2 separate regions of the Homo sapiens genome follow, and region 2 is linked to region 1. The links are chromatin loops, found by intact Hi-C in ENCODE. Cell type or tissue: Calu3. All regions are shown on one strand. Links, peaks and the distances in the headings refer to the core of each region. The heading gives the core; the rest is flanking DNA.

Region 1 (16,270 bases), core at 6,552-14,551:
TGCAGTGGGTTACAGGGCGCACAAGACAAGCTGGCGGAAGTGGGTGCTGTACCTTTATCACAGCCGCCCCCACCTGACCACCTGTAGCAGCCTCAGAGGAAGCAGACAACCCCCACACACTTTCCAGCTGCATCTTTGCAGCCACAAAGTACGCACATACAATCAGCTAACGTATAAAAGTATATCAGAAGCATCAATGTGAAAAGGGAAAAAATCTTTAACTCGTGATGAGTAACCTGTGTTATTTAGATTCTGTCATTGAGACCTGATGCTAAGGGGAGACCCCTCTAAAGACACCCACACAACCCTGATAACTGGCAGCATAAGTGCATAATCTTTGCATCAAATACCTGGGGCACTGAAGAGGCTGAAGCAGCAAATCCTCTGGTAGAGGGTGAGGACCAAATGGGGGTACCTCAGAGGCTACAGTTCCTCCCCCTAGTGTTCAATGACAAATGGAAACATGTCACTGGGTCCAAACGCAGGGAGGACTAGTCTTTGCTTTGGCACCAGGCTAGACAAAGAAAAGACCCCTTGCCCCGTGACCCCACATTGTCCTACAAAGGAAAAGGCTGGATTTTGTTGATGAATGCAATTCACATGTTTGGAGCAGTGTCATTTGAAAGGACTGCTTCAGAAATTCATGCAAGTCACATAAGTGGAGAGAAAACAGGAAAAAATTAAGAATGGCTGTTTACAAGTCACTTCTAAAACTTTGCTTTGTTCTACTTGAACAATTTTTATCATCATTTAAAGCAGTTAAATTAAAATGCACCTGCACTGTAAATCGTGAGAGAACATACCTGCTCTTCAAATATGACTTGAAAATTATTTGGTTTCTCCCCTACCTCCCCCTACCTGGGATGCTCTCATTTTACATTTAATTTGGAAAATTAGAAGAAAAATGGAATAAGCTCAAATCCTAACCAAAATTTGTTTTTACTTTTAAAATACAACCATTTTAGAATTTTTAAATAAATGTAAAATATTTTATTATTTACTTAACTTTTACCTTCAGGGTTACATGTGCAGATTTGTGATATGGGTAACTTGCGTCATGGGGGTTTGTCGTACAGATTATTTTGTCATCCAGGTACTAAGCCTAGTACCTGATAGGTTTTTTTTTTTCTGCTCTTCCCCCTCCTCCCACTCTCCACTCTCCAGTAGGCCCCAGTGCCTGTTGTTCTGGATGGGCGTAGCGGCTCACGCCTGTAATCCCAGCACTTTGGGAGGCCAAGGCGGCCTGAACATCTGAGGTCAGAAGTTCGAGACCAGCCTGGCCAATATGGTGAAACCCAGTCTCTACAAAAAAATTAGCCAGGCATGGTGGTGTGCACCTTTAGTCCCAGCTACTTGGGAGGCTGAGGCAGGAGAACAGTTTGAACCCAGGAGGCAGAGGCTGCAGTGAGCCGAGATCACACCACTGCACTCCAGCCTGGGTGACAGGGCTAGATTTCGTCTTAAAAAAAAAAAAAGAAAGAAATCATCAATGGGCATTAAAGAAAAGTGTAACTTTTAAACCTACTTTCATAGTTCAAATACACCCAGTATTTGGAGGTCAGAGTAGTCACACTTCACTAACTTTATAAAGGAGAGGCTTTCAATAAATGCAAGGAATGTCTACCACAGCAATACATGTGTAAAACGTTTCATCTATGACAGCCATGTTCTAAATTAATGTTATATTTCCTACTCTGAAATAATTTTAATTTATGACTAAAAATGGTAACAAATGTTCTTTTCATTGAGGCCCAAGAAAGTATGAGAGTATTTATTCACATATTCTCATTTCCCATGTAACATGCCTAGGGCCATCCTGAATGAGAGCACAGAAAATGTGAAGGATTTCTCTGCCTAGTCTGCTTAAGATCAACAACACCTATAAGTCTAAACATAAAACACACACCTTTAAATGATCACCATTAATGTTAATAAGCATTAAAGGTAGACACTGAAGTCTTTTGTGTTGGCAAATCCTAGAACTACATTTTCATTCAGACAGGTTGCCTCTGGATAAACGTCTAAGATTTTTTCTAAAAACAAGTTATGGTATTTATAATTGCCTTCTTTAAAAGAATGCAAATTCTTTTGCCTACAGATTACGCTAAGCAAAAGAGTGAGAGAGAGAGGAAATTTCAGTAAAATTTTGAGAACCATAGCTTGCATTATAGATTTTGGAATGTACCTTCCTGCCATTTAACCCAACCCCATTTTCTTATTTCCTAGTAAATACACTCCCCAGTTATTCATCCCTTATTATACCCTGGGACAATGGTCATTTTGGTACCAATCACACCTTAGTTTTCCACTATCACCTGCTAAAAGTTCTCTTGAAGAAAAAAAATATAACTGTAAGAGAAACCTGAGTGATATAACGTCAGTATTTTAACATCCTAACCCTTTCAAATTCTCTCTATATGAGAATTGACTATTTTCATCCTCCCTTGAAAAAATGTGTTCGGGCATTAAAATTCCTCTACCTTGGACCTTTTCATAATGGCTGCCTTAGTATTTATTTTGATATACTATTCAAGACACCAACAGTTTGAGGTTTTCACTTCTTTTCTTGAAGAGTGTCACAAAGTCAAATTTCAGCCTCATCTACAAGACATTTAAAAATTACACTGCTTTCCTGATTTAACTCCTAAATATGCCCAACACAAATAATTATGTTGTTCACCTGAAGATATGTTCTAGAATCTTCACATTGCTACTCATAATGGCCCCAAACTGGAAACTATACAAATTAATAAATAGTGGTATAGTCACACAATATAATACTATATAGCATGGAGAATGAAAAATCAACTACCATAGTCAATATGGTGTCATGCACAATATGAGTTAACTGTGCATATTATCGAGTGAAAGAAGTTAGACACAAAATAGTACATTCTGTATCTCCATTGATATAAAGTTCAAAAACAGGCAAAGCAAATCTATGCTTTCCCAAGTCAGAGTAGTGGCTACCACGGGTGAAGTAGTTACTGGAAGGAAGCCTGAGGGATTTCTAGGGCGCTGATAATGCTGTGTCTTAATCTGGGAACTGGTTACAACAGCGTGTTCACTTTATGGAAATTCGTCAGTAAGATGAATATATGTTATATGCATACTTTTCCCTATTTATATTATCATTCAATTAAAAAGAAATAAAATTAATCAGCTTCTCTTAAGAAACAGACTTACAGGAATGAAAACTAGTGTGTTTCACACAGTAAAATGGAAGAAGCTTAAGAGCTAGGTTCAAATTCCAGACTCTACCATTAATTATTCAATCTTAGCTTCTCTGGCTTCCAGTTCTATAAAATGGAGCCAACAGCAAAGATCAAATGACATAACACTGAAGGCATTTTAAGCAAGAAGAATATACAAATGCTGAGCACTACTGCCTGAAATACTAATAATGTACTTATCCGAGAAGCCTTTAAAGTTACATGGTTCTACACAAAATGTTAGTATAAACATAACTGGCAAGATAATATTATCAGTTTTGCCATTTAAAGAACTTCCTAACAATCAAAGATATGCAACATTTATTCTACCCAAAGTTAAAGTGTCCTGCCCTAACCTCTACTTTGAGACACTTGGTAAATAATTTTCGGAAGAGTGTCAAGATACATAATATTATAGGAGACGATGTCAAATATTAAAGCTTCAATAATAAGTGGACTAGAGAATGATTCTACTCACAGCTCACAGTTCAATCCATCTCTTCTTCTCACTGACTTCTCAACCATTCTGTGCTTTTCCATGTTTTCCTCCTTCTTCCCACTCTACCCTGCCTCCTACCTGGCCATGCCCCCTTTCTCTCTGCCCACTGAAATTCTACCCACTCGTCAGTGCCCAGCCAAGGCATTCCTCTGGTGGGACACCCTTCCAGGCCATGGAGACCTTTCCAGGCCGTGGAGACCTTTCCTTCCTTTGAAGCACTTTTTTTAGTGCCTCAACCGTCTGTTTGCAACAGTCTTGGACCTGAGCATTGAACAGCTATGTATCTCTCAAGCCATGATTTAACAACTCATGTGCTCATATCTTGCTTCCCCAGTAGACTATATGTTTTCCCTAAAGGCAGGGACCTGTGTGATACTTATTTTAATCCCCCTTCAATGCTCTGTACATTGTAGATATTAAATGCTTGCTACCCAGTGCTCTACTTTGTGGGTTCAAGAAAGCAGTAATCTCTAAAAGTAGGGCAAAGGTGCAGACTGGGATTTCTTCAAGTAAGTGGATTCTGTCGGTGGCACCTCATCTCTAAAACTCTCTGTTAAGCTCTGATCTTCTTTTCTCTGAGAGCTCTCAATCACTCTAGACTTTAGAGACTAAATCAGCACTTTGAAATCAAAGTATAAGGTGAACCACATATAATTTTAAATTTCTAGTAGCCACATTAAAAAGTAAAAAGGAACAGGCCAAATGTATCTTAATATTTACTAGTTAATCCTATATATGTAAAACATTATCATTTCAACATGTAATCAACATAATAAAAATTATCAAGGAGATATATATCCTTTTTGTTTGAAAGCTGGTGTATATTGCACAGCACATCTCAACCACATTTCATATGCTCAAATGCCACATGTGGCTGATGGCTACCATACTGGACAGACCAGGTTTAGAGTTCAAGCTAGAATATGTGATTTCAAACCATTCTGAAAAAATCTAAAATCGAACAAACGCTATAGGAATATGCAGTAATCTTCCTAAATCTTGCTCTTAAAAAAAAAAGAATACGGCCAGGCACGGTGGCTCATGCCTGTAATCCCAGCACTTTGGGAGGCTGAGGTGGGCGGATCACCTGAGATCAGGAGTTTCAGACCAGCCTGGCCAACATAGGGAAACCCCGTCTCTACTAAAAATACAAAAATTAGCTGGGCACGGCAGCACATGCCTGTAATCGCAGCCACTCAAGAGGCTGAGGCAGGAGAGTCGCTTGAACCCAGGAGGTGGAGGTTGCAGTGAGCCGAGATCATGCCACTGCACTCCAGCCTGGGCGACAGAGCGAGACTCCGTCTCAAAAAAAAAAAAAAAAAGTCTACACTACTTTATCATTTTATAAAGCCCTCTGTCATACATTATCTCATCTAGATGACATACGTACAGCAAACATTAAGCCATAAAGTAGTTTCTTGGTCCTATATACCAAAAGAACACAGACCTGGTAACACACGCTTAAATCAAATAACTCACAGCCTTAAAGAACATCTATTCATGAGACGTTTTCTCCATTTTTACTATACAGTAAAGCATATTTTATCTCTTATTTTAAGTCATTTAAGAACTTTTTATTTTGGAATTTTATGACTAGCCCTTTAAATATTAGTTTTGCTAGGAACATCAAAAGAACAAGTGACTAATTACATAAAGGGGAAAAGATTAAATGAATCATGGATTCCACTTGAACTTCATCAGTTAAAAGGATAATTAGCAAAATATTTAAGGAAAAAGTAAATGAGCTTGTTAGTCATGGCCTTTTGAGGGGAAAAAGGTAAAACTATTTTACTTGCCTGATCTCAGATCTAGAATCTAAAAGATAAAGAGGTATTGTGGAGAATCATTATAAAATACTCAGACTTCAAAGGTTCCCATAAGGTCAAAATATGGACTATGTATAAGAAGAAAAAATATGCTAAATATAAAATCAATGTATTAATGAGATATATTTATTTAAATATCCCTTTTGAGTATTCTTAACAGGTATTCAGAACCCTAATCTGCTTTTGAATTTTCAATGAATATAAAAGAAAAATTTGAAGACATTAATGGAGAATTTTAAAGCAAGAATCTAATCCTGTATGTTAGAAAGAAGAAAATACAACGTTATGTAATATTTTAATTCTTATAGGTGCCCAAATACATAAGCAACCTAACTTTGACATCGGGGGAAACTGGACAAATCCATTTAAAACTAATTTAGCAACAAATACTTACATGGTTCTGTGGACATGTAACATCCCAAGGTGTTTTAAATTGATAATGTCACCATATGAACTGATAATTTTCAGTTGAACATACAGTTTATTCTATAAAATCATTAAATCTTAAGAACCATGAGGGATCTTAGAGACATTTAGCCCAGTGCCTCTCAAATTTTGATGTTTATGTGAGACCCCAGGGGCACCTTGAGAAAGTGCAGATTCAGACTCAGTAGGTGTGGGTGGCCCTGAGACTTCATTTCTAACAAGCTCCAGGTGATGCCGATGCTGCTGGTCCAGGGACCAGGCAGTGGGTATTGTGGCCCCAGTCAAGTCTAAGGGAGGTCCCACAGCCTCTGCTTGGGCATCTCCAGTATCCAGGACTTGAAACCTGCCTCCAAGGGTAGACATTACAGGGAGGGACTTGTATATTACAGAGAGGGAAGCAACAAGGAAAGGCTGCTTCCACTTCTAGTGATGGAAGACACTCTTTCTCTCCCAACATCTCCTCTTCTCCATGTTGAAAATCCCCACTTCCTTTGGCCACTCTTAGAACTGATAGGTTTCCAGACCCCTAAACATCTTTATCACAGAAAATGCTCCCTCTGTGGTGAAAATCTTTCTTAAAATAAATCCCTTGGGACAAGACATAGCATCCCACACATGGGACATCCAGACCTGAGAGTAGTTGAGTGAGAACATTACATTCCCTGATCTAAAGGGGACAGCTCTCTTAATGTGGCCTTAAGGAGGTGTCGCCTTCTGTAAGAATCACACTGCACTGGTGGCTCACAATGTTGTGGAGGAAATAATACCAAGCAAGTGTTCCCATGTGCACTTGAACAATTATTTTTAACTAAAATGTAGCAATTTACAGTTATTTCTATTTAATGTCATCTTGCTACTATAACAACTCACATAAATCCTTTAAAATGTTTACTAATAGGTCACACATATATAAAAAACATAGACAGTTTTTAAAAACAATTAAGAAGAAAGAATATCCTTGGGACCACTGTCCAGGTTGGGAGATAAAACACTGCCAGGACCTCAGAAGCCCCCAGTGAGCCCCTTCTCTATCATACCCACTCCTTCACCTCTGGAGGTAGCTGTTATACTGCTTTTTGTGACAATCATATTAAATCATATTAATTTTCTTTATAGTTTTACCATCTATGTATGTATCCCTAAATAACATATTTAGTTTTGCATGCTTTTGAACTTTACATGAATAGAATCACACTGTATATATTCTTCTATCTTGCTTCTTTCTTTCCATATTGTTTGTAAGATTCATCCATTTTGATGCACTTTTATTTGTTTAACAAACACATATAGAATGTATTGTCTGCCAGTCATTCTCCTAAGCATGTCACAAACATTGACTCATTTAAACTTCCTAACAACACTATCAGGTAGACATCATTTTCCCTGATGTACAGATGAGAAAACTAAGGTACACTGAAGTTCAGAAATTCATCCAAGGTCACACAATAAGTGGCAGAACCAAAATCTGAACCCAGGCACAATCCTTCCTCTTGACCACCAAGAAATGCTGCCTCTCCACACCCTTCTATATGTGGTTATACTAGTTGATTTTTCATTGCCAAATAGTATCACAGTGTATAAATACCTCACAGCAAAATGTGCTGATTCGATTCAATGTTGATGGGCATTTATTTGGGTTGCTTCCAGTTTTTTGCTCTTATGAACAATGCTTCTTTGAATATGTTTGTCCATGTTTTTTCTTTTAAGTTCAGGGGTATGCACATGTACTGGTTTGTTACACAGGTAAACTTGTGTCATGGAGGTATGCTATACAGATTATTTCATCACTCAGGTATTAGGCCTGGTATCCATTAGTTATTTTCCCTGATTCTCTCCCTCTTCCCACCCTCTAATAGGTCTCAGTGTCCGTTGTTCCCCTCTATATGTCCATGCGTTTTCATCATTTAGCTCCCACTTATAAGTGAGAATGTGCAGTTTGGTTTTCTGTTCCTGTGTTAGTCCGCTTAAGGATAATGGCCCCCAGCTCCATCTATGTCCCTGCAAAGGACATGATCTCATTCTTTTTTATGGCTGCATAGTATTCCATGGTGTATGTACCACATTTTCTTTATCCAGTCTATCACTGATGGGCATTTAGGTTGATTACATGTCTTTGCTTATTGTGAATAGTGCCGCAACGAACATACACGTGTATGTGTCTTAGAATAATTTATATTCCTTTGGGTATATGCACAGTAATGAAACTGCTGGGTTGAATGGTATTTCTATCTTTAGGACTTTGAGCAATCATCACAGTCTTCCACAATGGCTGAACTGATTTACACTCCCACCGAGAGTGTGTAAGTGTTCCTTTTTCTCCATAACCTTGCCAGCATCAATTATTTTTTGTTTTGTTCATGTTTCTTAAAGCACATAGGTAATCATTTTTCTTAGGTGTATACCTAGGGGTAAGATGGCTGTGTTGTAAGTTATTTGCAGGTTGAACTTGGTTAGGTAACAGCAAATTGTTTTCCGATATAATTGTACCAAGTTAGACTCCTGTCAACTAAATACAAAAACTCCCATTCATTCACATCCTTACATGGTATTGTCAGGTTTTAAAATTTCTGCCAATCCAGAGAGTGTGTAATCATATGTTACTATGATTTTAATCTGCATGTGTTTGTTTATTAATGAAGCTGAGCATCTTTTTATATATTTACTAGCCAATTGGGTTTCTTCCTTTGTGAAATGCATGTTTAAGAATATGAATGTACAGTATCATTTTTCTTTTTGGTTATCTGGCTTTTTTATTGATTCACATGTGTGCTGAACCAGTATTATTTATGTGCCACAAACGTCTTTACCACTTTGGGCTTGTTTTCTCATTCTCCATAGTTACCACTCAGTGAACAGAAGTCCTACTCACTTTTTTTTCCAACAATAAGTGAAAGACCCCTCATGCTTTTTTTTTTTTCTTTTTTGAGATGGAGTTTCGCTCTGTTGCCCAGGCTGGAGTGCTGTGGTGCGATCTTGGCTCACTGCAAGCTCTGTTTCCTGGGTTCACACCATTCTCCTGCCTCAGCCTCCCGAGCAGCTGGGACTACAGGTGCCTGCCACCATGCCCGGCTAATTTTTTGTATTTTTACTAGAGACAGGGTTTCATCGTTTTAGCCAGGATGGTCCCGATCTCCTGACCTCGTGATCCACCCGCCTCGACCTCCCAAAGTGCTGGGATTACAGGCGTGAGCCACCACACCCGGCCTCCTCATGCATTTTTAACTTTTGAACTATTTTATAAGAATTTTTTAGGTCTGGCCAGGCACGGCGGCTTACACCTATAATCCCAGCACTTAGGGAGGCTGAGGCAGGCAGATCACTTGAGGTCAGGAGTTCGAGACCAGCCTGGCAAACATGGTGAAACCCCATCTCTACTAAGATTACAAAAATTAGCTGGGCATGGTGGCATGTGCCTGTAGTCCAGCTACTCAGGAGGCTGAGCCAGGAGGATCACTTGAACCTGGGAGGTGGAGGGTGCAGTGGGCCGAGATCGCACCACTGCACTCCAGCTTGGGTGACAGGACAAGACTCCATCTCAAAATAAATAAATAAATAAATAAATAAATAAAGCACTTAGAAAGGAAAAGAATTATGTTAAATATACATGTTGGTCTTACAGTCTAGAAATTCAGTTGCTTTGACTATAAAATACAAAAAGCAAAGGCTCTGGGATAAGACCACTGTGATACGAAGCTAAGATAGTGATCTCTGATAGTCTGGCCAAACTGCAGCAAAACCAACCAAAACTAAACAAAAAACAAAAATGTCCCCATATGTAGACATACGGAAATGGGCTGCAAAAAGATGAACGTACACCTGAATTCCTGGTGACATCTGGGCAGCCCCTCAGCAGGTAGCACAGTTCTTCCTGAGCTAGCTGCTCCACTCTGCTGTTTCCTCTGACTCGCATTTTCTGTTAACCTTCCTCTTGGAATCCTTTGACAATGACTCACAGGGTTATGGGGCTACTTAGCAATACCACAGCCCTCCGCAATAGATGCTGTGTAGGAGGGACGCAGCTCAGTGGATTGTAGTCTGCACCAGTATTTTCCTTTCTGCATTCAGGGAGGATTTGCTTTTCAGCCACATTTCCCTCAAACACAGCCCCGACAGGAGATGCTTAGCGCAGAGATTTCTAAACGATGAAATGATCTGAGTTTGGCTCCTTAATCATAATGAAACTAAAAACAGTAAGATGAGAAAACAACAGGGGGATCATCATTCCTACAAAAAACAACTTTATACTTGGGCAAAATCAAGAGATTAAAAAAAAAAAGCTCAAACTAACATTTTCCAACCTTTCACTAAGAGCAAGGGCTAAAACCACATGTTTTGAAGGTCTTGCACTGTGTTATTATTAGAAGTCACAATTCTATTGATACTGATGAGTCATTCGTATCGGCGGAAACCAAGAACTTCCATCAACATCATGTTACACACAGTCACTGTGGCTTTTCTTTATTACTGGTCAAAGCTGCTTCAGAATGCTTATTGAAACTTAAGAAAAAGAAGGCAAACTCCTCAAGGGTGTGCAAAGCTTTCCCTTCCCCAGCTGATCTTACTTTAATCATCCTTTTTCAAGACAGTTTATGATGATTGGATCAACTTGTATCTACAAAAGGAAGTTTATTTAGAAGCCTCAGAAAAGCAACATTTCACACTTTCCGATGAAAATAAGCAAAACTGAACTCTGAAAACAAACAGTGAAACCATCTCTGAAAATACATGCTAGCTTTAAAATGACCTGAGGTCAAGTTTTTTGTTTTGTTTTTTAACCTCAATAACAGGGAACGGATATAAACAAAAGCTGTCATCACTTAGGGACTTCAGCCACATAAAACAATGTCAGGCTAGTCACTTGCACCCTCGCCCCTGCTTCCCTACTCAGGACACACTGCTTTGCACTGAGGGAGAAGTGGGTCAGGTTTCAGTTACGCCAAGAAAGCCTAACTAAGTTAAAGGTTTATGAAAACTCTTTCTGATCTTAGTAGGAAATAACAGCACATTCCCTTTTCATTTATTATCAGCCCCTTTTGCCTCTCCCCTTAAATATTCCCAGAAAAATAAAGTGAAGCAAAAAAAAAGTTTTCCTGAGGCATATCCAGAAATGCTATGAATCTTTATGCAGTCCCTACAAAGGTAGAAATTTGTCCAATTTTCTCCCCTGCAACCAGAAGGCTGTGTCTGGCTGCTGGCAGGAGAAGAGGACCCAGCTCAGCAGTGACCACAGATCTGAAAATAGCCTCCCAGTAGCTAACCAGCCCAGCAGCCCGGAGCTCTCCAAGGGCGGTGCTGGTACTATGGGCAGTTTACAGTGCGGCCAGCTGAGTGCTACAACAGCTGCATGAGTCAGCAAGCACTGCTGGTAGGAAAGTGCTGACATGCTAAATTACTCTCGTGTACTTGAGATGCACACACCTACCTGGCAAAAACAAAAACAGGGTACATGCAAATTAGCAAACGGGAACCTCTCTACGCTTGCAGTTTCTATTTTCCAAGGTTAGACCAAAAATATAAATAATCTATGCCACTGCTCAAAAAGAAGTAACAACTAATAATAATTAATCATGGTAATAAACAACTCACTCTTAGTGTTGCTATGTGTGGAACAGCTGCACTGAAATCTCACGAGCCAGTTAATTTTAACTGGTTTTAATTTTAACTAGATTTAACTGCTTTTCCTCCCTTCTGAAAAATCAAAATAGTTACCATATCGACCACAAGAACTGGTAACAGACAAGCACAGTTCCTGTTTTTCAGAGGGGACTTACTTTCAAACCCACAATATCAACACGCTTAACATAAGTGGAAATTTAAAATGTACTGTTTAATGTGGGAAATTTAAAACCTGTATGCTAATTGAGATCTCATGTGCCAGGCTTTGTCTGACAATGCCTCTCATTCATCTATGTTCTCTCGTTTTATACGGGACCTAAAAATCTGCAGGAACACTGGTTGTCTGGAACTGAGAATACATTTTCCCACAGAAATAGGGCCAGGCCAATGAGCTAGGATTCCTTGATAGTCCGTGAAAATGTCTTGAACTTAAAATATGAGAGGTTAAATTTATAATCTAAAAAGAAAATGATACTACAATGATAGTTCCAAAACCATTTAAAAGAAAATACTCTTGATTAACTGTGTTTGAGGAAATGTCTAACTACAGGAGGATGAAGGGACACAGTCTTCCAAGTGACACTTTCAGACTTCAACTTTAGGGTCATTCTGGTTCTCTAACATGGTTTCAATTGATAGTTTCATTTAAAATGCATAGAATTCTCTTACTTTGGCATAAAGTATTGTTAGAAAAAAAATCTTTATACTTACCGGTTTTAAGTACTGTTTTGTTCTCCAAAAAAAAAATTGAGACTTGGAAAACAAAAAAGGAGGAGAAACAAGTACAAAGAGGGGGTACTAGAGAGAGGGAAACAAATTAAGTCTGGAACAAAGAAAGACACGGAGGTATAACTAAACTGCAAAAACAAAGGAGAGGTAGGAACTAGAGGGCAGTTCCCCGCTAGACAGTGTGTTCCCAGAGAAAGAGGACTCTTCATCATACCCAGCTCTGGAGGTGACAGTGAAGTCCTGCAAGACAGTTCCACAGACTGGCACTAGATGGAGCCATCAACTCAACATAGCATGGTTGCTGGAGAAGGGTATGGTGGGGGAGAGGTGGGACTGAAGGGCGTTGACTCTACAGCCAGGTATTTACCTGCCAACAACTCTATCTAAAATAAGTATAGTTTAATTAATCAACCAACTCTCCTAATGTCCAGATGTCACCACCATGCTGACACCACTATGCTTGTGGTATGTCAAATTGGGACACACCAATTTTGAAATAAATTTATCAATTCAATTTGTATCAATGCAACTGGGGTGGGGAGGTAAGTGAAGTTGGATCCGCTGCTTTTTTTTTCTTCTAAAATTCAACATGCAAAGATAATATAGAATTTCAGGTTCATTGCTACTGAATAACAAAAATCCCTAACCACAAACCAAATGGCTTTCCCTGGAAGCTTTGTTTAAATGTTAAATAACATACCATCTTGCTATAGAGGTTTATGTGATCAACTCCAATGTACGGCAAAAGGCGGGAAATGCTCACTGACAAATGTATTATTAAAAATAATCTTCTCTTTGTATTTTAATACTACTTTGATTTAAATACTGTAATCCATTTGCCTATATTCTCTGCCTAGGGTTGTGTTTATTTATCACGAGCCCTCTCTCCATTCAGAAATGGTCTCCTATCACCAGGTTACCAGTGTGCGAAATTCTATTGTTTTTATCTTTAGGGTTTTACTTCTTTGGCTTTGTCTCCTATTAACATGCTGATGCTTCAGAAAAGTAACACATTAAGTATGCTCAGTTACTTATATATTAGTAAAACTGTGTTCATAAAATCTTTCTCTGAGATTGGTTTTGGAAGGGAAGGACAAGGACTAGTTGAGGGGACTGGGTGGCCAAAAGGTAAGAGAGCATGAAACAAAAAAGTGAGCACAGAAGGAGGATGGGGGAACTGGCTGCAAACCGTGCCTAGCTTCTTTACATCTGGGACACGGACCATCATCCCTGGCACTTATCTTCCCAAGAAAATGTATGAAAAGGAAGGGTTAACTCTGTCTACATTTTCCTCTTGCTGAATGGGTAATAATATCTTTCACAGTTAATTTCATTTTTTTTTCAGTTTGACTCTTCAGGGCTTATTCATTTGCATAATATGGAATCTTGAACCCACATAGATATTCTACAAATCAATGCAAGTAATTCTCACACTAAATCAGCAGCTTTAATTTAAGCTCAACATTGTTTGCATAGAAATCTTTATGCACTCATCTGCTTGATTTTTTAAATCACTTAAAACCTCCAACACTGACACACTAAGCATCTCCCATTTAGCTTTCTCCAAAATTTGAACTAAATGCTGAAAAATAAGCACAGTACTATACATTCATACACTTGATCATTTCCCAAATTGAGCTTCAAATGTGTGCTTAATGTTTCAAGTGGCTCCTGAGAATGATGCTTCTTGACTAAAGATGACAACTTCGGTGTCTGGCCCAGGCAGAGCTGAGTCAGCATTCTAAACAGTGACCCTGCAAACCTGAGGTAATTGGGGGTTACTGCCATACCAACTGCCTGAGTCCTTTAAAACCATTCAAATCTCCAGCTGAGAGTTGCAACATGCTAATCTGGCAAGATAATCTCTTCCTGAAATTGACCAGAATGAGAACAAAGGTTACCTCCTTTTATCTGTTACTGGTAGCTAATATTTCTAATTAGGATTTCTGATGGAATTAGTTCTGAATGAACATCTTCCTCCTTGGTAGAATACTCTACCTCTTACAGGTATAGTTTTTTACCTTTTCCTACCCACCAAAAAAACAAAAAACAAAAAACAAAACGCAAAAAACAAATTCCCTCCACCTAACAAGAGGGTAGGAGTGTGAGTTACAAGTAAACCCTGGAGACAGAGCCATGGTATTTCAGTTATATGCCTAGTACTTCTTTTGCCTTTATATGCATCACTTTTACTTTCCGATCCCTAAATGGACACTAAAACCTAAGGAATGCAATTATTAGAAAGCAGGCCATGTGAAAGACAGGAGATATACTCACTCAGATTTACTGAGAAATTATTTTTTAACTTTAAGATAGATGTCAACAAAACATCCAATATTTTAGAGTGAGATGACCTTTATTTCTACTTCTGGGAACTGCTAAAGAGAGTTCCAACTTCAAATGAAGAAGAAAAGGAAAAGGGAGAGCCATAACATGGTAAGAGAACAGGCCCAAGCATCAGACAGCTAGTGTCCAACTCCAGTTCTACCATTCATTAGCTGAGCGACACCTATGCTGCGGCTTCTAGTGATCACACCTAGCCCTGGGTTGTTCTGAGGATTATGTGAGTTAATATGAGCAGCACACAGAGGAAGCTCTCAATACAAGTTAACTATCATCAAAGAAAAAGAAAATAGAGGGGTGTTAGCATGAAGTATAATCAATTTATTTTAAATAGATGCTGTCAAAATTCCTTAATTTTGCATCTAAGAATGGTCTAAATAAGACGTGTCCAATCTTTTGGCTTCCCTGGGACACACTGGAAGAAGGAGAACTGTCTTGGGCCACACATAAAATACACTCAACACTAATGATACATGATGAGCTGAAACAAGAAAAATAGCAAAAAACAAAAAACAAACAAACAAAAACAAAAACAAAAAACCTTTGTGTTGGTCCGCATTCAACACGCAAGAGGCCTGCTGGCCATGGGTTGGACAAGCTTGGAATAATCTTCGGGCCACAGAGGATGGAGACCCTCTGCTCTGGAGTAGCCAGGGACTTCAGACAGACTATTTAGACTCACTTTTTCACCAAAGGCCCTACACACATCAGCTGACTGGGAGAGAATATCTTTGTAGCTTCTGATCATTCAAATATTGTCAAAACCAACCTAAATATGTTCAAAATAAGAATGTTAACTTGTATTTTTTCCAAGTATGGAAATGAACAGTACTCTTGGCAGTTAACTTCTGTTTTTATCAGGTTCTAAAGACCCAGGTAAATAAATCAATTCTGGACTCTGTATACAGGAACTATTATTTGCCAAAATGGCCCCAGAGGTTCCAGCATGGCTTAGGCAATACTCCAAAGGGCCAAAGATAGTAGTGAATTAATAGGATTAGGAAGCTGGAGAAAAAGTGAATCTCAAGTTTCAGACTGTCCCTGATGGAAGGTCACTCCACAATTCCTCAGGGAGGGCTTCCCCAACCTCCCGACCAGGTTAAATCTGCCCATTAGACACTCTGGTGTATGAAATACTTTCCTTCACGAGCAGTGGGTTATCTGTTACTAACTGATCAGTGCCATTCTTCCTACCAGATGACGTGCTTCATGAGACCAGGGGCCAGGACTGGGTTTGCTCCCCATTAGCACTGTGGTCACTTAACACTATGCCTGCCATGTAAGAGATACTCAGTATATATTTGTTTAATGAATGAATGAGGCATCTGCCTCTAAGCAACAGTATTTCTGGACACTTGGCCCATTTTGCACTATCCACGAGCTTCTGTTGCTTAGAAGAATACAGGATAGGAAAAAAAGAAAAATTGCCAAAAATCTATGGATACTGAAATACTAAGGAAAGATGCTGAGCATGTACATTCACTTTGTTTCCTACTTGTGGAATGGAAATCATCACATTGGGATCTCCCAACTTTAAAATCCGAAGTGAAGGTCTAAGCTGTCTTTGGGTTAGACTCCTGGAAAGTCTTGAGGAAATTCCTGAAGTATCTGCAGAAAGT
Region 2 (16,270 bases), core at 3,451-11,450, 100 kb before region 1:
ACCCAGAGTAGCCTCCAAGCCACTTAGATTGTCCTCCTTTCTGCCGTCCTTCTGGCTTCTCTGGCTGGAGACTTTAGACCACAGCACTGTAAACTGATTCCAACTCCATGTTAATATGTTAATTTAATATGTTAATATTAAAATATTATTTCATGGGTCCAGGTATTAGCACATTATGTACTCTTTTCTCCTTCTGAAAGGAAGAATCTTTGCCTGCCTTAACACTATTATTCATCTTCAAAAATCTGTGCAACACTTCATTCTGAAGCCTCCTCAAACAACTGCAGTCTGCTCGCTTTATGGACCACCTTGCTGCTCTCATTACATTCAATGCACACTATTTTATTCACATGTATGTCTGTCTTCCCAACTACACTGCAGACTACTTGAGGGCAGGGATGGTATCTTATTTTTTCTTTGTATTTCCAGTGGGTAGCACAGCACCTGACCCATAAAAAAACTATCATCTATTGAGCACCTACCGTACAGCAGATCCCATACTAAGCTTTTCAAATGTTATGACGTGAGTTCCCACAACAACTCAATGAACTATTTATAATTACCTCTTTTACAAACGAGGAAACTGAGATTTAGGAGGTTAACATCCCCAGGACCTTCCAGTTAGTAAGTGGTAGAATTCTGATTAGGACTTGGGTCTCTGACACCATTGCCTACGTTAGCTCCTTGGGCCTCTGGTGAAACGTAATGCACGAAATGTGGATCGGATCGTATGAAATCTCCCCCAACTTACACCCTGGGTTGAAGGCTGTGAAGCTTATGCAGAATGCTAGAGGAGGCATTAGGACATGGGGTTTCTGGTTCTGCCACTGATTAACCTCAACTCTGGGCTGTCGCAGGCTTTCTCTGGGCTTCACTTTCCTCATGGGGGAAATGCCATCCTTAACAGATCCCATGTCATATCCTCACTCTTAAGGACCTCTAAAGCTGATAAGAAGGTACTGTGAATCATAAACCTAGGTACTCTTTCTAGATATTGGCCTTGAAACATCTCTTCCTTCACTGAAAAACTGCTTCTGAAAAAGGATGCCAGAAGCCACTTTTGGTCAAGAAAATGTCCACTTTTGTTCTCAGCACAGAGCAGGTACCCGGACTTTCCCTGTTCCCAAGTGCTGTAGACCAAAATAGCAGGGAACCAGGATGAAGTCAGCCAGAAACACGCTTTCTATAACTGCTCTTCACAGAAGAGAAAATCAACAAGCTAGTGTTTAAATAATGTGCAGGGTGTGATACCAACCGAACCTCCGCCCTCCTTCCTGGGGAAATGCAAAGTTTGCTGTGGCCTTTTCACAAACCTCGGAGAGAATGAAATGTCAGCTCTAACACTGAATTTCCCAGCTTCATTCCACTTCCCTCACCACCTCACTATTACCTAAGATGACATTCTGTATATTAGTATACTACATCTTAAACATCATCCCTCACTCAGACATCAGATTACAAACAAACAGCTGAATCCTACAGCTGTTCCCACTAGAAACAAAAAGATTCTTAACATATTTGAAGGGAAAAAATCTGTTTGTTCCCAGATGTCTCCTGAGCCCATTTCTGGGGCGTGTCTACTAGTAATAGTGCGTAAACGCTAACTGTACTCCTCGCTCCTATTTACACACACTATTAGTTTTCAGTAACCACTCCTTCCCAACTCCCAAAAAAGACAGCTAAGAAAACAATGTTCACTTGGAGGAAGAGAAACTAAATTTCTTTTTGCTGTTCCTCTCAATCAAACCCTTGCAGGAACCAAAGTATTCACTGTGGTTTAAACACTTGTCACTCAAAAAAAAAGTACCCAGAAATGCCATGAGACTTCCTATAATTTCACTTTTATTTAAGGAGCTGTGCTGCATCAATACTTGCTTTGGGCACAAAATGCAGAGGAGCTTGATGGCATTTTGAGAATGGCACAGATGCAAAGTATTTAAAAAATACATACCACCCAGTGTGTTCCTGGGAGACATGGCTGGACTCAACATGTTACTATCAGCAGTGTTAGCCTGGTTCCGCAGGGGACCACATATGCACATGTAGGTACTGAGCCTGTGCTCTGGGATACATGCTGTGCTAAATGGTTTACATTTTTTATGACTCGTTAAAATATACTTAGGAGGAAGGTATGTTCTCCCCTTTTTACAGATGAGGAAACTGAGCACTACATGAACTGCCCCGAATCACATTGCCAGTAAGTTTGCAAAAGTGGCATTTGAACAGTCAGTCAGACTCCGAATATGTGAAGGAGTTCTTTAAGGGAACCAAGGAAACAATGTGCATTACAACCCTTGGGAGACACTCTAGTGTGTATTTCTATAAATTAAAAAAAAAATGGGAAGAAATTGATCACTAATGAAATGTATCCATCTGTCATAATGAAGATTTTAATGACGAAACAAGTAACCTAAAACTAAAATTAAGACATTACAAATATCAAAGAAACAAAGATACAACCCCTAAAAGGGGCTGGGGTGCTAATATTTAGAAAAATAAATGTGTTTCAACTACTGCCCCCTCCTGGTGGCATAACCAAAGGTACCTTTCTTTTTCTTAACTTGATGGATTTGGAAGGTTTTCTTCTAACTGATCTACCAAAACAAAAAATGTAGGTAAAGAAAGACTGTATGGAGCTTATTGAGGATAAGGCTTAGTTCTGGACTGGAGTGAAGGTCTTTCTAACTGAGTAACTATAAGAAACTATGAAGCATCTTGTGCCTCCATCTTCTCATCAGAAAAATGGGAATAATATCCACTCTATCTACCTCAAAGGTTATTGTGGGCATCAAAGAAATAATGCATGTGAATGTTATTTTCAATGAATCTAAAATCTAAGGTATTATGATTAATTAAAGCCATTTATAGTATCATCTATTAAATTTAAAATTACATTTACTCTTTAATCCTGCAATCCCACTCCTGGGAACCAATGCCATAGAACTAATAGCACTGTATCTAAGAACAAATACAAAGATGTTTATGATTTCAGTGTGGACAATGGCCAAAAAAACTGAGACCAAAGTAAATATCCATGAGTAGGGCAATTGTAGAATAAAAAATTCTAATAGTTACCCCACTGGAATATTATGCACCCATTAAAAAGAATGTTCTAGAGCTTTATCAATTGAATGAAGAGATTTCAACACAGTTTTCTGAGAAGAGCAAAACATAAAAAAAGAATGTTTAACAGGGAATTCTAAAAGTCTTAGTGCATTTTAAACTTTAATAATTTCAGAAGTATAAATGCTATACACTTTCAAGAAACAATATATGAAAAATAAAAATTTAACTTTTTAAAATATTGATGTTACTTATTAAAATCAATATAAAAACTATTATGCACAAAAAAACTAAGAGTAAAATTTATTATTCAAAATTCCAAAGTTAAATAAGTATAAAAGAAATATAAATAGCTAAATGTTTAAATGTTTCTAAGTTTATAGCAATTATACCTCTAAAATTATGAACTTAAAATTGCACTAATACTTAAAAATGTTATTTCAATAGCTTTAGGCATACTAGTGTTTTTGGTTACATGAATAAACTGTATAGTGGTAAATCCTGGGATTTTAGTGTACCTGTCACCCAAGTAGTGTACACTGTACCCAACAGGTAGCTTTTCATGCCTCAACCACCTCTCAACCTCCTCCTCTTGAGTCTCCAATGTCCATTACACCACTCTGTATGCCTTTGTGTACCCATAGCTTAGCACCTGCTTATAAGTGAGAACATGGTATTTAGCTTTCAATTCCTGAATTACTGCACTTAGAATAATGGCCTCCAGTTCCATCCAAGTTGCTGCAAAGACATTATTTCATTCTTTTTCATGGCTGAGTAGTATTCCATACTGTGTGAATGGAATGTGTGGTGTGGAATACACACCAGTCCAATGGAATGGAATGCATTCTATTTACACACCATGGAATACTACTCAGCCATAAAACAGAATGAAATGGAATTATGTGTATTACACACACACACACACACACACACACACACATTCCTCACATGTTTTATCCACTCATCATCTGATGGGCACTTAGGTTGAACCCGTATCTTTGCAATTGTGAATTGTGCTGCAATAAACATACACCTGCAGGTGTCCTTTTTATATAGTGACTTCTTCTTTGGGTAGATACCCAGTAGTGGGATTGCTGGGTTGAATAGTAGATCTACTTTTAGTTCTTTGAGAAATCTCCATATTGTTTTCCACAGAGGGTGTACCAATTTACATTCCCACCAGTAGTGTGTAAGTGTTCCCTTTTCACTATATGTACATCAATATCTATTGTTTTTTTACTTTTTCATTATAGCCATTCTGGCTGGGGTAAGGTGGTATGTTGTTGTGGTTTTAATGCATTAACACTTTGAGAACACTCTATAACATGTTTTTGTTTTTTAAAAACAAAATAACAGTCCCCTCACTCCCACTGTGTGGTGTGTGTGTGTGTGTGTGTGTGTAATTGTACATTTACATAAACAGGGGAAAAATGGAAGGCTATATGTGCAGTTAAAATGGGAGAAGGGAAAAGAGGAGGAGAGTGATCCAGACAAAAGAGGAAAAGTTGTTGTTTTTTTTTTAAAAATGGGGAACCAAAAAGTGTATATGCTATTATCACATTTATGTACCTATATAAAATCATTTGTATTGTACAGCTATATAATATTACATGTTTAAATTTTATTATTTTAGAGACAGAGTTTTACTCTGTTACCTGAACTACAGTGCAGTGAACTACAATTGCACTGGCACAATCACAGCTCACTGCAGCCTCGATCACCTGGGCTCAAGCAATCCTCTAACCTCAGCCTCTTGAGTAGCTGGGACCAGCTACGGCACCACCATGCCTGGCTACTGATTGATGGATTCATTGATTGTAGACACAGTCTCACTTTGTTGCTCAGGCTTATTATTATTATTTTGTTTTTTAAGAAAGGAAAGAAACTTGCCCCAAGTCCCATACTAAGCTAATGGCAGAAGAACCAGAACTTGTACCTAGGTCTCTCTGACTCTGCAGTCTGAGCCCTGAAGGATTACACTGTGATTTAGGATGGTTATGGATTCACAGGCAGGACTCACTAGCCCTGCAATTGGCCTCTCCAGCATGGAGTTCCTGACCATTATTCGTCAATCTCAGGAGCTGCTTTCAAAACAACCAATCGTCCTTTGAACCTCTCACTTCTGGGGTGGAGCATGATAGCATGGTAGATGCTGCAGACATGAGGCTTTTGGTTGATGCTGATAGCAACCCTCTGTTGCACAGATACATAATTTTAATCACCACTGCTAAGTAACTCTTATTGATTTGTTCTTCTCAGAATCAAAGACACTTTTCTCTCTCTCTCTCTCAAGTAAATTAAAAATGGAAACATATTGTCAATCCCTGAACACGTGGTGTGCTTTTTTCCTTCAGGCCCATCACATACTGTTCCTTCTATCTGGAATGTCCTTCATCTTTTTCCTCTGCTGGGAAAACCCTTCCATATTCTTGAAGTTGCAGCTCAAATATCACGTTCTCCGTCAAGGATTTCCTACCTCATCCAGGCAGAACTGCTTCACCCTTTGCATGCCCTCAAGAATCAGGACAGGCTTCTCTTAGCAGTGCTCACTGAGGCTTTGATTATGGGCTTAGGGACTGATCTTCCACTGGAGACCTCATGAGTATGGTCTCACTCTCACCTTGTTCCAGTGGCCAGCATGGTGCTTGGCACATTATAGCCTTCAATTAAATATTGGTTCCATGAAACTGTGAGATTGAGAACGTATTAATTCACAAGGTAAATAAGTCATAGGTCCAATACTGAGGCAAATGAACATGCAATCTTCCATGCACAAGGCCAAGAATCCCTTGCTTTTAAATAATATGAACCAAATCACTACCAGGAAAGAGGCTACACCTCACACAGCGGATCTTCACTCTCGCCTTTCCCCAACTCAGCAACAGCAGGACAAGCTATGAAAAGTTCTTTTGTAAGTTTATGGGAATAATAATTCTTTTAATAATTTCAATTTTTATTTTAGATTCAGGGGGCGCATGTGCAGGTTTGTTACCTGGGTATAGCAATTATACCTTTGATATTTTGAACTTAAAACTGCACTAATATTTTGAGAACACACCACATAATGTTTTCATTTTTATAAAACAAAGGGAAAATCCTCTCACTCCCTCTCAAATGCTGGCATTCAGTGTGAAATCATAGCTGGAATGTGACAGATGTGTATTGTGTGTGTGCACGGAAGGCCTCTTTACTAATTCAGACCAACCTTTACCTCCTCAGTGTGAGATTATCTACTGAAATAATAATGACTGATATTTATATACAACTTAGAATGTATTTGCTTTCAGAGACATTACCTGGTTTGTTGTATGAAGCAGAAAGCAAATCAATCAACCAGATTTATCATTATGTTTACACTGATTTTGCAGTAGATAGTAACCGAGTTTATGCCTTGACCAAATGTCCATATATAACATACAGTCAGTAAAACTGTTGACTGGCTGTAGGTTCCTGCTGTGAGAAGTGTGATCTGTGAAATTCTAACATGCCTAATAACATTTATTCCCTTATGATCTAGCATAGATTTAAGCCAGGCAAAAAGTTTTAACAAAAACTGATTATGCTTGTCAATAACCGTGAATAGTATCCCAATTAAGACAATGGTCATTTATTTGTTCCTACTGCCACCAGTGAAAGCAGGAAAAGCATTTGGCAAATCTATTTCTGTCACCCTCAGATTTCAGGAAGAGAAGTTCAAACAGATGAAGCTGATGTTACTGGAATAACTCATTCTACTCTACCATTCTTCCTGATCTACTCCCCAGGCTCTGTGAGCTGCTGGTAATCAAGGATGTTTGACTGGGTTCTGTTAGCTGTCAAGGTTTACTAAGCTGAGTTAGTTAATGAGTGATGGCTGGATTTCATTCCAGGACTTCATATCAGCCATGAAGCAATTAGGCATGTACTTCATGATCTCCCACTGGAATTTCAAAGGTGCCTTAGTCTACCAAGGAACTAAATTCAGTGTGGTCTGAAAGGAAACAATAAACAACATTTAACCATGAGAGGTAGCAAAGGACGTCTTTTCTCAGTGTCTATGTTAGACAGGTGAGGAATGTTGCCAATTTATTTTTTGTCCATATAACCTCTATAGCTATTTCTTCTCTTGTCTGTCGTTCTGAAATTATAAAGGGTTCTTATGAGTTGTTTATGTGAAACCAAGTACCCTGACCCACAGGCAAGGTATTCCTGGAACTGCTGAAATAGCAAGCCAGATAATGATATCATTTAAAAAAGTGCCAGGCAAGAAAGCTCTGATTAACTACTGAAACATGCTCAGTGGAGATATTTGTAGCTAGAATAAACGCCATTTTAACATCTCCTCTTTATCTAGGGTCCTCCTTCCTCATGCTATTATTGTGAATATTTCCTCTTCAGATTCCTGCATACAAGGAAGACTGATGAAAGAGAGTAAAAATCACTTTTGGAGAAAAAAAGGTAAGAGCTGGCAGAGGTAAAAGAAAGATTCTGAACCTCATCAACAGTTGTTGCAATCTCACTCACCTCTCTGGCTAACCTTCCTCCCTCCACCCCTTCACTGCTGCTTTCCTGCCACTCACCCAGACTGGACTTTCTACTCTGATGCTCCACAAGAAACAGAAGTGGTAAGAAGACAAGCAGGCTCCCGGGGGAAGTGGAGGACCATATGAAGTTTCATGAAAGAAATGGCTTCAGGGATGATGAGGCAACTCTTCCTAATACAAGGGGTAAGCCCTAGCCCAGGGGCACACCCATCCTCTAGGAGGCCAGGGATGGTCTCTGTCACTCCTGGGAAGTCCCTGCAGACTCTACCTGCTTTCCAAGTGCTTCAGGAAACATCACCTTAAGGTTGAAGGAGGACAAACTCAAGCAGTTGCCTATGGTATGGCTAAGGGGGTGGCAAACAGAGGGCTGGTGATTTTTACAAGTAACCTCTCACAATACTTGCGCCATTACTTCTCTTTTCATTTGTGTCCATGAATAGAAACTCTCAGAGGATAGTATGTTAGCTCCATGGCCTGTGGCACTGTAGAGTGAGTTCTTTAGAGACTGAAGGAGTTAAGAGTACCTGTTTAGCTACCAGAAGCTGAATGTCAGCCGGTATGAATGGTATGTAGCTGGGCAATTTTCCAAAACCCATGCGTGGCTGCGTATCAGGAAGACTGCTATAAACAAATGTGCATGTATGCATAGAGCCTGATAAGTCAATGGGGGGAGACAGACACGGAACAGCCAACCAGCCTGAGGAAATATGCAGAGCCGGGTGAGCTTCCACTTTAGGTGAACAATAGCTCTGTCTCGGAAACAGGTCTGGATGGGCTGGTGAACAGTTGGAATGATCCTTTGACTTTTTACACATTAAATGTCTGTTTCAGGGGACCGAAAGCTGGATTCTCAATTTTCCAATTATCCTAATATTATAAAATCACTAAAATGGTGTTTTAAAAAAATTCTTAATATGTAAAACATGCAAAGATACATTAGGTGAAAAAAGCACAGGGCAAAACTGCATTTATAGAACCCAATTATGTAAAATATATAGATACATTTAAGATGATACATTAAAAATGTCACTAAAATATAACACGATCTTTTTGTGGTTGTGGGATTATACATGATTTTTGTTTTTTCTTTCTACTTTACTTTCCAATTTTTCTAAAATTAACATATATTATTTTCATAGTTAAGAAATAAGGTTACTTAAATTAAGAAGAAAATTACCTGTGGATGAAACGACATCTGATGATGGGTTATGAGGGTTGGGGAAGGCCAGAAAGGCATAAAATAGAACCAACCACGTTTATAAAATGTTAAATTCAACTGGTCTTCACGTCTACACACATTAGTATCTTCTGTCTTACACTGTAAACTCCCAGAGAGCAAAGGCTGTGTCTAATTCTGTGCAATGTCTGGCTCAATTAAAAATGTAGACAGAATATAATTTTTATGATGATTACGCAAATGTAGTTGGTTCTTTTTCACTCTGGCAGCCAGTTTAGTGTTACTGATGCTTGGACAGTGACACAGAATAAGAACATACATTGTTTTCCCCCTTTAAAATCATAGTGTATTAATAGGCTACTTTTAAAAAATTTTTTTGCAGCATATACACTCATAGAAGAGACCGATCCTCTACCATATTTAAAGTAGAAAGTAAAACAGTACTGTAATTTTCTCTGTTTTAGCCCATTTCCATGTTATATAATGAATGTAATTCCAAGGATGAGCTTACAGTTTGATTTCCATATTAATTCAATTACTGGACTCGCCACTGACTCAGACCTGGAATTAATATAAAATACAGGGAGACACACACAAAAAATGTTCCACTTAAGAAACCAAAACAGCCCTAAGTCAAACCACTCTTACAACACTAGAGTAATATCCAATGAAGCGGCTTCCATTTACAGTGTTTTCCAGACCCCACAAAGTTCTTTTCAGAGTTCTTATATTCCCTAAAATATAACCAAGGTTACTGTAACTTTTGAAGTCACTCTCAAGATGTACCTATCAATAAACAGTAGCTTTTTGTTTTTTTAGTACGGTGGCTGTAAGAAGTTACAAATGACTGTCAGTGTGGTTTCAGGTGGTATTCTTATTAGAAATTTAAAACACGGTGTTATCAAATTTGGCCTAAGTCTGTTCCTTTCAAGGTTATCGTAAAATATGCAGGAAATGTGAAATCCCAAGTGCTTATTAAATTAAACTGGAGAAGTCACTTTTTGAGAGCTCGGTCCTCATGCCCCTCCCCTGCCCCCGTGACAATGGTAGCATTTACCAAGTGCTCTCAGCAGGTGCTGAGTGTTAAGTGCTTCACTTGCATGATGTAACATAATACTCAAAAGAGCTCTGGAAGGTAAGCATTTCTATCAGTATTTTACAGATGATAGGTTTAGGAAAAGGTTAGGGACCTTGACCAAGGTCTCACAACGCCTCTGTGTCAGAGCTGGAATTTGAACCCAGGTCTGATAACTCTCAGAGTGCAAACTCTTAACCACTAAGGACTTGTTCACTTCAGAGGGCTAATTAAGTGTGAAATCAAAAGCAATGAATAATCGCAATTATGCCACTTTTAATTTGAGTCTGTTGCATATACATAATTGGTCTTCCTCTATATTAAGAAGGATGCCCTATAAAAAATTAGAAATTCTGCCAACAAAAACCTCCTGAGGGAAACTAAGAACATCTACTAAATAAATAAATCAAGTGTCTTATTGAGAACACGGCAATACTGAGAGGCTTGGGTGTGGCCACCTGACAGATCTGGAGGAAACCTAGAGGCAAAATGTACCGAATATTCTATTGCACAACAGAATCTATCTGTGGAAAGCACCCCCTAAACGGAAGTATCTGTCAAAGTAAAAATAAATCAGGGTAACAGCATCTAAAAAATATATTGTGAGTGAGATGCATACTTCTCTCATTTACTATGGTACACGAATATACTTAGTTTAATTGTCTTGTTTAAAAAAGAAACAAACAACTTTTCAGCCCAATCTATAAAACTCTGACAAGGACTAACATCACCGTGCAGTCATGAAGCAGGGCGAGCCAGCTGAGGCTTTTGGTAGGGTCTTCTCTGCAATCTGCTTCTACTATGTGATGGGTCACCAGGAGCGCAGGCTCACTGAGGACTCTGCTTTGCATGATGAAGAAATCATCTGGATCTGTTCACAGAGACGGGTCATTCCACTCAAACTCATAAAAGCCAGGCTGACAGATTAACTGAAATGCTTATCAACCAATCTGAGAACCAGAATTTCCCAGAAGAGCAGAGGATTAGGATCAGATTATTCTGTTTTTTAAAAAATTAAAACATTTCCTGAGCACCTACTATGGGTCAGGATCTGTCGTAGGCACTTTTACATTAGTGGTTTCATTTAACTCTCACAACCGATCTTTGGTGTGAGTACTTTTTAAGTACATTTTAGATAGAGGCTGTGGCCTGGAGAGGCAGAGGAACTCTGCTGAGGTCATGCAGTTAGAGGAGCAGCAAAGCTCCCAGAAGAGCACAAGTGCCCCAGTGCTGAGGCTACGGGTCTCACTATGCGGAAAATCACAAAGTTCAGAAGGTGCTGGCAAGGGAGCCCAGTGGTCATAGGTTGCTGTCATCAAGCCTAAAGACTTAAAATGCACTGGTGACATATGGCTGCCAGTTGGGCTGTCATAATCAGGAACATCCCTAAAACTTTCAGGCTCCCCAACTCCTTTTGGTGACTGTCATACAGACCAGCAGCCAGCTGTTTGCTTTTGATATAAATGTGTTCTAATTTCTAAAATGTAAAGTTTAATTATCTACATTTATTTTATTTTATTTTTCCTGATAGAATGTCAGTAGACACACCATGAATTTGTATAGAATGTCAGTAGACACACCATGAATTTGTTTAAGTGTGGGTTAACTTATGGGAATTTTATACATAGCTAACTTCAGTCATTTTTCTGTTGATCTGTGATAGTTTCAGTTTCAAATGATATTTTCTGCCACTGTTCCTTGAAATTCAAATTTTGAGGGTGCTCATTATTTGGTACCCGGGCACTGATTTATTCATATCTATTAAAATACATATATAAAAACAAAAATAAAACACGAAGAAAAAAAGAAAAAAAATACATATACAAGTATACACGGTACAAAATTGTGTGCCATACTGTGTACTCATTCATGACCAAAAGACACTGATCATTTGTAAGCTTATTCTAGTAAACTGAATAAAATAATATAGCTAATATTTTATACTTACTTTTTCTGCTCCTACTGAAAAACTGGACATCTTAATAGTTACTTCATACTACCAATCTAGTAATAAGGTCTGGTGGCCCCAAAATGAAAAAAAAAAAAAAAAAAAGCGAAAGGGGACTGAGTATTTACGTTTTTTAGCATTGGATTAAAAAAAAATAAAAAACAACATCAGTTTCCAAAGGCTAGCTCTGAACATTTTGCCTCCTCTTGACCTTAAATTGTGGGCTCACCCTGGAGAATAAATCTTAATAGTGAATTATACATAGCAACTTTGAAGACAAATAATATTAGTGCAGCCTACCCGTAATTACTCTCTTTTTACAAAGTTTCCTAAGAAAACAGAGCCAAAATGCTTAAAATTTAAACAGAAACAGAGAGAGTAAATGGCTGTGAAACATACACATATAGAAATTTATATTGTATATTTACATTTGGTCTAAAAGCAACTTCTTAAAATTCACCAACAGAAAAAAACAAATACATTTTTTGGAGAGAAGCAACAATGTAGGTAAAGATCACAGATTGTTTAAAAGGCATATCTAAACATCTAAGAGACAGTCTTTGTTTAAATTGAACTAGGATTTCCTGGAGAGTAGTAAAATGTTGTTTCAGTATAGTGAATGTGCAAGTTAACACTTCAAGAGTGGGCTTCCGGCCGGGCGCGGTGGCTCACGCCTGTAATCCCAGCACTTTGGGAGGCCGAGGCGGGTGGATCATGAGGTCAGGAGATCGAGACCATCCTGGCTAACAAGGTGAAACCCCGTATCTACTAAAAATACAAAAAATTAGCCGGGCGCGGTGGCGGGCGCCCGTAGTCCCAGCTACTCGGGAGGCTGAGGCAGGAGAATGGCGTGAACCCGGGAAGCGGAGCTTGCAGTGAGCCGAGATTGCGCCACTGCAGTCCGCAGTCCGGCCTGGGCGACAGAGCGAGACTCCGTCTCAAAAAAAAAAAAAAAAAAAAAAAAAGAGTGGGCTTCCTTTGGCTTCAAACTAAACAGCTGGACAGGGGATGCTACTTAATTCTTTTTCTTCCCTACCAGAAGGAGGAGGTGCTCAAGTATTTTTCTTTATTCTTTCATCTGTTTATCTGCTGAGCAATAGGGATCTTGCTTCAGGTTGGTTAATCTGCTGAGCCATGACACATATGAGAAGGTTCTCTGGCAGGACAGTATGCTCTCCAAACAGAGACTATGGCAGTGAAAGAACCAAAGATATATCATCTCCCCTCTGAAGCCTCTGCTTCTTTGGGGTAGGAATTGGTCTATTAACTCTGAGCATTTTTTTTTTAAAGATGGAGTCTTGCACTGTCACCTGGGCTGGAGTGCAACGGCATGATCTCGGCTCACTGCAACCTCTGTCACAGGGGTTCATGTGGTTCTCTTGCCTCAGCCTCCCGAGTAGCTGGGATTACAGGTGCACACCACCACACTCGTCTAACTTTTTGTATTTTTAGTACAGACAGGGTTTCACTATGTTGGCCAAACTGGTCTTGAACTCCTGACCTTGTGATCCGCCCTCCTGGGCCTCCCAAAGTGGTGGGATTATAGGCGTGAGCCACCGCAAGCAGCCAACTCTGAGCATTTTTAGGCACTAACATTCCAAGCGTCTGAGATTCCAAATAGGAAAGTGCTATTTTAAATGACTCTTTAAGCTACCATTACAGATAACTGTAAGAAATATTCAGGCCTGAAAAAATGTTCATTCATCACCAAAATGTGAATCACTTCTAATTGATTTACTATTTCTGCTCTTCTGCTAATAACAGAATTTTGTCACTATCCACAAACATTCCAGAACACTTATCTTACAGAACAGAAAAGCAGTTGTCTATAGTAAAAACACTCCAAGTTTCCCTTACATGTCACACTGTAGAAAGGAAACAAAACCCATTTATTTTCTCAACTATCTTGCCTGTGATAGTCTGTGTACGATAAAATTTATAGAAAACTAAAATGCTAGAGTCCCTACAGACTTCAAAGATAATCTGGCCCACTGATTTCTTTGTAAGCTGAAGCCCCTTGGCGAATCTGATGGGAGCTATGAACCATTCTCCCTCCAGAAAAATGTATATGCATACCAAATATTGTATTCACTTCCCAGCATTTTAGAGACAACCCCTGAAGCCAACCTAGGCTAAGACCCCAGACCAACGACTCTGATCTAATTCCACTGCTTTGTTTCACATATGGAGACACCAAGTTCCAAACAGGGGATGTGGCTTGGCCATAATTGCTCGGCAGAAACTATGAGAAAGTAAACTGGATGAAACTGAAAATGATGCAGATAGCAACTCTGAACCATCACAAATCAGGCCTATCATTTTGCTAGGAAAGGAGAAAAGGTGAAGTGTTTCAAGAGGAGAGCTTTCTTTCATTTTAGGTTTCTGGTTGAGCTTCTCACTGGTTTTCTTCATCTTGCCTTCGGGCCAGGCCCATCCGTGACTTAAGGCTACCTTTTCTTGTGTTTGCTTCTGTAAATCAGTAAGACCTGCATAACCTGGCCACATTCAGAAAGGAGGGCAAGTGTGAGAGTGTGAAGTAGAAACCAGTTTTAAGGAACTGTAAGAGTTCTAAAGAACTCTAATTTGGTCACATAATGGATATTTAAGAAGTATTCTGAATCAAACACTGCTCACATATTTAAGGAAGTGGCAGTCTACTAAACTGTCACCGAGTAAAAGTCCTAGAGACTTGCTTTAATGATTAGATGGAACAAATTTTCAACTACTGCATTCATCCGCACATTTGCAAATGGCTCATTCTTTTAAGAACTAAAACATTCATTCTGGGATTTTGTATTTGTGTTTAGTTCATTGCAAATTTACTCAATATATTTCGAATTCAATTCAACAAATACGCTTAGGACATTCCAATGTGACGGAATGGAAACGTGCATGGATTTTGGAGTCACTAAGATCCAAATTCAAATATTGGATCTGCTTTATCTAGACACGTGATTATTGGGCTCATTACTTAAGGGTCTCTGCGTTTCCCCATCTGTAAAGTGGGAATAATACCAACTACTGTGCAAATTGGGTTTGAAAATTAGCAATAATATAGTCTATTGTAAAGAGGCTAATGCAGTATCTGGCAAACAGGGATTCCATAAAATGGTAATACTTAAAATAATGATTATTTATCAAATATCTACAAAGGACAAACTTCATCCTAGACCCTTCTCTAAAATCTGAATTCATAATATCAAAATGAATGAGGATTTAATTCATTCTTAAAATGACTCGAATACTTGCTAAGATTTTGACATATTAAAAACTATAACCATTATAAATGAAAAGGCCACTGTTCAAATGACTAGCTTTGCTACAGTACAACTGTCAGTTTTTTGACCAAAAGGAAATTTATAATACCATTGGTGGGTTTTAAGTCTTTAGGTAAAAACTGTGTTTTAAAGTAACAGAACAATAAGACAGCAATATAGTGGTTTCTTAATGACTAAAATCTTACATTACATATTATGGTTCAGTATTAATGTGCTTTCACACTACCTACTGAGTTTTCAGACTGCAACTACTTATCCTTTTCAAATTGCTATCACTCTCTTTTTCATGGGAGATTTCTTACAAATTCCTTGGAGAATCCAAAAATTTACAGTGGAAATTTTTTCTCGATTCCTTTTTTTTTTTTTAAAGAATAAACCTATTCAACAGGTAAATCTAAATAATTTTTAGCAGTTCTAAATGTAGAGAATTCATAACTTCTTATTGTAATTGAAAAGGAACATACAAAGCAATTAGTCACTTACAAAACCCACGTTCAACCTTCAAAATAATGACTAACTTGATAGGAGAGGCAAGACTTCTTTAATTAAATACTAAAGTCTAGCCATTTGAGATAAGCAAAGCAGGTTATACAACCGTCTTCTGCACTCACAATATCCTTTTCTCCCTCTTGGAAATATATCATTTTTCAGCAATAGTAGAACATGTAACAAAAAAAGTTACTGTACTGTAGAAAATCACTCTAACCACAAGCTAAGTTTTTGGCTAAGAGTTAAACTTCATTCATTTGGATTTCACTAGTTTCACAAGAAGAAAAAGTGATTAACCCTAGTGTAAGTAAAATTCCCTTGAGAATATATTAGATTCTTAAGAAAACAAAACAGTAAGCAACCTTAGGCACTCACTTACATATAAATCCTTAGGGTGTTAACTGAAAAGCATTCCTAGCCATGCTAGAATAGGATTCTCAAACTTGAACACTGATTACCTTTTTGAGAGCTCTCTGGACAGGTGTGCTCAGAAGCACTGGAAGATACAGGAGAGTTTGATACACATTCTGAGAAAGATGGGGTGGCTCCTGTGTGTGCATGTGGCCATCTAGCACAATCACTATTCAGCACGGGACTACATTTCCCAGGCCACTTCACCTCCAGGTGCAGCCACGTGACTAGTGCTCAACAAAGGAATATGAGAAAAGATGGTGCTTTACTTCAAGGCGACTGTGATTAAGAAGTGAGGTGCAGACA

Evidence for each region. Peaks named below come from ENCODE experiments on the same cell type or tissue, not always from the same donor. Only the 100,000 strongest peaks of a DNase experiment are listed, where the experiment ranks them.
Region 2: a loop joins it to region 1, with 5 times the contacts of the local background. A loop is called at or near these places in 15 of 110 quality-filtered maps.

Annotation. Positions count from the first base shown.
Region 1 is chr6:90,274,507-90,290,776 of GRCh38, forward strand. All of the region lies in intron 1 of BACH2 (BACH transcriptional regulator 2), which reads right to left. Among named protein-coding and RNA genes, the nearest start is that of BACH2, 14 kb to the right of the region's middle. RefSeq lists an enhancer at 11,040-11,540. In Calu3, for the core only: a CTCF peak has its summit at 12,568 (motif pointing right); DNase peaks (open chromatin) are centred at 9,925, 11,265 and 12,585.
Region 2 is chr6:90,176,889-90,193,158 of GRCh38, forward strand. The region is part of intron 4 of BACH2 (BACH transcriptional regulator 2); the gene reads right to left. It overlaps LOC105377890 (a long non-coding RNA gene), which reads left to right and starts at 7,374. Exons shown (of 2, transcript XR_001744258.2): 1 at 7,374-7,500; 2 at 7,627-8,625. RefSeq lists an enhancer at 7,393-8,592. In Calu3, for the core only: no CTCF peak of the experiment used is centred there; DNase peaks (open chromatin) are centred at 6,893 and 8,183.